2 separate regions of the Mus musculus genome follow, and region 2 is linked to region 1. Evidence: chromatin contacts called from ENCODE Hi-C or POLR2A ChIA-PET data. All regions are on one chromosome and are shown on one strand. Each heading gives the region's core, a stretch centred on a gene start or an enhancer-like site at or near the end of the contact. The rest is flanking DNA. Distances are from core to core; before and after follow the strand shown.

Region 1 (3,659 bases), core at 461-2,960:
GACCAAACATGAGAAAAATATAAAATGTGTATGCCCAATGGGATATACTTAGTTTGCAGCAAAACTTTGTAAGGAAATTTGAATGTAGCCTGGCTCTTGGTTTTCCTAACACTGTTTTGCTTGGGTGGTTGCTTCTGTTTTGTTTCCTTGTTGCAAGGTCTCTGTATGCAGCCTAGACTGGCATCCAGCTTGTGATTGTCTTGTCTCAGCCTCCTGAGGGCTGGGATGATGGGTAAGTCCACCACTTCTGGCTAAGGACTTTAATCCTCCACCCTTGGGTTATACCAACCCCGAAGCTCCTTGCAAGAGCGTCTCCAGGCTTGCATTAGGTCCCAGACAGTCACTTCAGATCAGTCTCACCCCTCCTGAATCCCTAACAGCTTCCTGCCCTTGTTCCTTGTTTCCTGGCTTTTTTTCTTTCTCATGACAGGGACAAAGAGAGGAGAAGCGGGGAAGGCAATGATGACAGCCATCAAAACTTCCTATGCCCCTACGGCCCCACTGCAGCCAGGACAGCCTGATGAGGGGAAAGGCTCCGATAGGAAGACTGAATTATGATATAGTTACCCTTTAGCATTTGTATACAGTCCACATTAATAATTAAACTAATTGGACAGATGAAATAGTGAAGGAAGTGAAAGGTCTTGCTCACAACTGCACAGGGAAACTCCACTGGCCCTCTGTGGTCCTTACCGCTCACTATTCAAGGATGGTGATTCCTAGTGACTCCAGCTTCACTCACTAGCAGCCCAAAGATGAATTACTGTGGGCCAGCGTCCCACATGCAAAAACAAACAAACAAGAACAAGAAAAAAACACCAACCCTGGAAGTCCTCCAGAGCGCTGCCCTTCCACATTATCTTTTAGCCAGGCAGTCTAGATTTCCCAGGTCAAGGCAAAAATGCCCCCTTGAATACTTGTCAGCAGTTTTCAGTGGAGGAAACGCCGCCGCTTGAGTCTACCGAGAACTTTATGAGTAGTCAACTCACAGAGATGTGGCGTGTGCAGCTCTGTTTATAAATTGGAAATCCCTGTGTTCTTCACTTTTCTAGAGTGCTAGAAATCTTTAAACGTCAGCTACAGCTCATTCCCTTTCGCTTATTTAAAGGAGGAATTTTTTTAAAATCATTTTTTCCACTTCATGGTTGGCTCCTTTTGGACCAAGGTATAAAAATAGCGCTGCCATCCAAAGCCAAGATGTTTTTTGGAAAGAGGGGGTTGAAAGAGCCCTAACCCTGGACCACGGACCGATCTGCTTCAAAGCAGGGCTGATTTTCAGCCACTTAGCTTCTTTCCGCTGTCTCCCGACTGGAAGGAAGGCGCAATTTGTTAAGCCAAGTTCGGGCGCGCGACCCCGCGCTCCGGGTCGGGCCACCTGTCTCAGAACAGCGAGGGCGGCGGGAGCCACGCCGGGTTGGGGAGGTGGCGCAAGACGCTGGTCCGGACAGCAGCGCGGGTGACAAGAGGACGAGAATGAGTCGCCACGGGGACCGGCGCGCCCCGCCGCGGACTGGCCAGGAACCGCGCCGTCTTACCTGTTGATCTTGAGCGCGAAGGCGCGGCGCTCGGCGCTCGGCAGCGTGGCCATGGCGCGCGCGCGCGGTTCCACGGCTTCGGGGCTCGCGGGGCTGCGGGGGGACGGGACCCGAACGCACAGCCGCTGCAGAGCCCGGCGCGCCCGGCGCCAGCCTCATCTGTCAGCCGCGCCGCGGAAACTTCCGCATTTCCACCTTGGCCGCGCAGCTCCCGGGGGGAGGGCTCTGCTCCCTCCGCCGCCCGCGGCGCCGCCCGGCCTGGCACGCACCGAGCGCTTGGCGAGGGCGTGGACGCCGCGCCGAGCCGCGCTCCGGATACTCAGAGTCGCCGGCCGCAGGCGCGCGTTTCCCCCGCCGCTGACCCGGGACCGACGGGCACGGTGGCTGCGGAGCGCGGACCGCGAGAGCTGGCCGGAAACGCCGGCGGCCGGAGCCGGAGGGCGACTGGGGCAGTGAGCGCTGGATCCAGAAGCAGCCAGCGGGGTCTGGAGGGGCCACCCGGTGGATTGACGCCATTCCTGGGAACATTTCTTTTTAAGGCAGCCTCTTAGGACATCAGTCGACTTTTTCCCAGCCGAAGGCGCACTGTCATTCATGGGACACTTTATTATAATGGCTGCATCCCACGAGTAAATATTAGGAGCTATATGACTTTTCATTTTAGAACCTGAGGGAATACACAGCATTGAGATTGACCGGTATCTCAACAGAGTTCTGTTTTACATGGAGAAACCTGACCAGACCACAAAGGAGAAATCTGGAGAAATAAAAATAAAAATAATCCCCAAAGGATGAGCGTGGAAAAGACTGTGCCTATTTCAAGTAATATATTTGGTCCAAGTTGTGTTGTATGAACTCCGTGTGTTTCCACTTGTCAACTTGCCTTCGGAAACACGAAAGGGCTATATTTTTGGCTCAAAGCTGCAGAGTCTAGATATGGAAGCCACAAGCCACATGTGGCCGTTGGCCACTTGAATTTTTGGTTAGTCTAAAGTGAGATGGGTTGGAAAATAAATACACACTGGGTTTCCAAGACAGTACAGAAAAAAAATAAGGCAAAATGTCTTAATTTTTGTATTGATTGCATGTTAAAAACAATCCTTTGGAAGCTGTTAAGTTAAGAAACATATTATTAAAGATAATTTCACCTGTTTGTTTTTCCCTGTATTAAAATGTGGCTCCCATTAAGAAGATGTAAAAATTACTTCCTTAGCTCACATTTGCTGGCACATTGAGTTCTTACTGAACAACACTGGTCCACTACAACTTAATTTGTAACCTAATACTAAAATACTGGCCGACCATATGCTATTTATTCTTGGCAGCCTTCTTCCTCTGCTTCTGGGTAGGTAGTTGAGCAAACCTTCAGAGCTGGTTAGGTAACTCTCCCCCTCCCTCATACCAATGCCTTTAAACATAAAAGACAATGTGTACAACATAACAATACAGAGACTCTAAGTACAGACCGACAGAAAACACGACTTTAATAAACGAGGCCAACTATTCCTTGTAATCCAAACCTGTAATCTCCACTACTCAGAAAGCTGAGGCAAGAAAGAGGATCACAAATTCAAGGTCTGCCTGTGCTACAAAGCAACTGCAAGGCCTAACATTCTCAAGGGCCTGGATTCATTCCCAGGGTCAATTTTCTAGAAGGCTTAAAAATATATATCTGTTGTTTCTAACTTCCAAAGGTCTCCTAAAGATATTTACTACAATGGGATTTATGGGGAAATACTTGGATAGAAAAATATTAAAAGAATAATTGTGTGTGTGTGTGTATCTTCATTCTGTGAACAATAAGTAACCCATTGAAACATTTTTACCAGAGCCTTTAGTCCACGTACAGGTGGGCTTGTCTTGGGTTTCTAAATGTTCATGGCATGCACTTTCATACAAATCAAAAATATACTTGGTTCCACATAAACCCAAGTAAAATGTAATGAGGTTATCTTAAATGGCTCAGATATTTCCATTAGGGAAACTTTTTTGAGCCGGTCAGGAGTATATCATGGCACCTCACACCTTGCCTCACATTATACTATATTCAATGTATAATATCTGACTGTGGAGCTGAGCTTAATCTAATTACCGTTATCCATGTTGTCATTTTATGCTTAGAAA
Region 2 (3,616 bases), core at 297-2,796, 38 kb after region 1:
CCCCTAGTCCTTAGGAGTCACTAAGCTGTTTTCTGTATCTCTAGATTTGCCTGTCATGGACATTCTTCTATATTAATGGACTTGCATAATGTATAGTTTTTATGAATGGATTTATTTTTAGCACATCTTTGAGATATGCTTATCTGGTAGCAGGTAGCCAGTACTTTGTACCTGTTTTTCACCAATTAATTTTTCCAGTCTGGATATGTGGCATTTTGTTTGTCTATCAGTTGATGGGTGTTTAGAGTACATTGAACACCCAATGTATATAACTTATTAAAACCTCATTTTGAGGGGCTGGAGAGAGAGCTCAGCATTTAAGAGCACTGACTGCTCTTCTAGAGGTCCTGAGTTCAATTCCCAGCAACCATATGGTCGTTCACAGCCATCTGTAATGGGATCTGATGCCCACAGAGCAATGCTTGCTAGCCCCTCTTAAAGCCTGAAATTAAACATGGTCAAAACACATAAAAAGATGCTCAGTTTTGTTCAAATCCAAAGAAATACAACTGATGATCACATTGAGGTACTATTTTGTATTTAATTGGGAAAAAAATTCATGTCTGCTAATATTGACATTACACCAATATGATCTCTTACATTGTTGGGAAAATGTATGACTGTCTCAAAATGAAACAAAACAGCAACACCTGAAAACAATTGACAGGAAATTCAGTAGTGAAGCTGGAAATCCAGCAAACCCCAAGAGAGTATACATTGAATGGTACTCTTTTTTATGAAATTGAAAAACAAACAATGGTCAATGTTATTTATGTGCGTGTGTATAAGGACAAACCATAACAAACACATAAAGGAATGTTCAGTATTCCCAAGAAGATTCATGATTATAGTTAGTATTCTAGGCTGGGGTAGAAGAGATGCAATTTAATGTTTTTGGGTTAGGGTACTATCAAGGAATCCACTATAAACACACACAAAGGAGTCCAGAGACTAATGAGAATATTATGAACCAATAAATACAATTATTGATCTGAGTTTACCTTATGTCCAAGTAAAGGAGAAAGAAAAATAAATAAAACTATTACATTGTAAAAGATGAGATAGCTATAATACATAATTATCATTGTAGAATAATTATAATATATAGCATGACTTCACAATTACTCTTTTCCTTGTGAATGAAAGAGATGGACTTCATGAGAATAAAAAAAAAATGGCAACTTGAAAAATGTCTGTCCTGTGGTGAAGCTGCCCAAGCCTAATAGGTGTTGCCTCAGCCCAAGCAACAGACAGTGGCTAACAGCTGGAGCCCACTACAGCTTCGAGGCAAGGGAGCTCCTAGCGTCCTAACAGCAAAGTGCAGTTTGGCCCACGGGCAGAGGGCACGCCCCTAGAGCGTGCTTCACACCCGGGGGGTGTGTCCCTCTCTATAAGGGGCGTGTCCACTGTGCGTGGGGGTGTATCTATCTCTGCGTAGGGGCGTGCCTCCCCCGGGAAGGCGTGTCTAGTTTGAATAGTGGCGTAGCTGGAGGGCGGGCTGGTTCCTCAGAGGCCTGCTCCGCGACGCGTTGTGGTGACATCATCAGCCCCGCGCCGACTGAATCCTGTCGCGGAAACGCGACTGGCGGCAGCTCTTTAGTTCTGGAGTCACTGGTGTCCTGCTGGCGGCATGTTACCTGCTGTGAAAACTGTGGAGGCGGAAGAAGAGTACGCGGAGGATTGTCCTGAATTGGTCCCCATTGAGACCAAGAACCAAGAAGAGGAAAATCTTGACTTCATCACTAAGATTCCAGTCACAATTGTCACCGGGTACTTAGGTAATTAAGGGGGGCTGCCGTGTCTCCTCAGGCACCCGGGCCTCCTGGCCGAGGACGAATCTTCGAGGTAGGGGCTGGGGCCTCTCTTCTAGCATTTTCAAAGGTAGTTTTGAAACTCAGACTCACCTAATGTTATGGTCTCTTGATTAAGTTGTCTTTCATTTGTGAAGCTCATCTCCCCTCAGTTTAGAGTAGAAATAATAAAGTCATCTGAGTTTTCTCATTAAAAAACAGAAAAACAAAAAACCAAAGCAAAACAAAGCCAAATGGTCTATTGTTATTAAAGGATGCCCTGGTCAAGGAAAAAAAAAAAAAAAGAAAGAAAAAGAAAACAAAGATGCCGACTGTAGATTGCCTGACACCTTGCTTAGTGGATTCCATTTCACAGGAACCAAACTCTTCCAGCCATTAGTGACAAGTCCTAAACTGTGCCCTCCCCTTTTGAGGTCCGCTTGGAAAGCACTGTTAAGAGATTGATTTAGAGTAAGACCTTTGTTTTGGGAACTTTCCTAAGCTGGGGGTCTTGAGGGTGCACCTCGGGGGTGTGGTCCTTGGAAAACACAGATTTGTGAAACACGGTGCAGTTTTCTGAAGATCAGTCCACGTGCTTATTTTTTGTTGGAAATGTCTAGATATCCTTTTAAAGCATTACAGTTAACAGCAACAACAAGTAAGTGGCTGAAAATGTGGACAAATAAAAATTGTGGAAAAAATATGAATCAAGTGGTACTCTCATTCCTGTGTGTTGCAACAGACAAGTTGAATCTCGGTGCACCCTTTAGATACAACAAAGAAATCACTGTTGTCTCCACACCACCAGGTTTTGTTTGTTTGTTTGTTTGTTTGTTTGTTTTTCCCCTTCTAGAGTCAGACCAAGGATATTCTAGATTTTACTTGGGCTTCATTTTTATAAAGGAATAACGTTTTGGATTCAGATGCTATTCTATAGAATCAGAGCAAATTTCCTGGTCCAAAGAACATACTTCAGAGTTGGCCCTTGGCCTTTCTGCATTTGGCTTACTGATAGATGAAAGGGACAATACAGGTAATGGCCTGAAGCTCTGAGATCAGGACTAACTCCACCAACCTCCTTGTTCCTGACTGAACCTAGGGGACAGCTGGCCTCCTGTGTCTTTTTTTAAATTTTGATATACCGGGAACACTGTTCCACTAGCCTCCACATTTTCGTTGTTTTTCAACCTATTTCTCTGGCTTCCATCCTTCAGATTCACTTCTGTATAGTTTTTAGTTTAATGTCTTACAGGCATTTCCATACTTAACATGTCCAACACTCTGGACACTAATAATTTCTCAAATCCTGCTCCTGAGATTCCCAACCATCTGCAACACTAACAATATTTCCTCCTAACTCTGGTAGTCCTGAGTCTCCCTGCTCCTTAATATATCTTGGTGCTAGCCCTACCTTTCACCAAAGTGTTGCTTGATTGTCACATCCTTTAGTGGGTTCTACTTGGGTGAAAACTTAAGTTCCTTAGCAGGAATTCAAGGACTTCTATGATCTGGTTCCTTCCTAACCCTCTAGCCTGTCAGATGGCCCAACATATTGAATTTACTTCTTAAGTGGTTTCAGCCTTCCTAATGCTGTAACTCTTTAATATAGTCCCTCATGTTCTGGTTAACACCCCCCCCCCACACACACACACACCATAAATTATTTTTGTTGCTACTTCATAACTAATTTTGCTAATGTTACAAATTATAATATAAATATCTGATTTGTAGGATAGTCTTAAGTGACTCCTGAAAATCATTTGACCCCACCAAAGGGGTCAGGACACAAAGGTTGAGAACCGCTATCTTATAGGTACTGCTTGGAA

What was found. Hi-C counts contacts between places; a loop is a spot of excess contacts on that map. ChIA-PET counts read pairs that join two places held with the same protein, here RNA polymerase II (POLR2A).
Region 2: a map of heart shows a loop between it and region 1 (4-fold over the local background). The contact joins the promoter of Cbwd1 here to the promoter of Dock8 in region 1. A Hi-C loop is called at or near these places in 8 of 37 maps with a recorded cell type or tissue (adrenal gland, gastrocnemius, heart and 1 more). POLR2A ChIA-PET finds 5 or more read pairs at or near these places in 2 of 5 experiments (Patski and embryonic stem cell).

The regions. Positions count from the first base shown.
Region 1 is chr19:24,997,580-25,001,238 of GRCm38, reverse strand. It overlaps Dock8 (dedicator of cytokinesis 8), which reads right to left and starts at 1,710. Exons shown (of 48, transcript NM_028785.3): 1 at 1,536-1,710. The coding sequence starts at 1,588.
Region 2 is chr19:24,959,546-24,963,161 of GRCm38, reverse strand. It overlaps Cbwd1 (COBW domain containing 1), which reads left to right and starts at 1,546. Exons shown (of 15, transcript NM_146097.3): 1 at 1,546-1,778. The coding sequence starts at 1,631.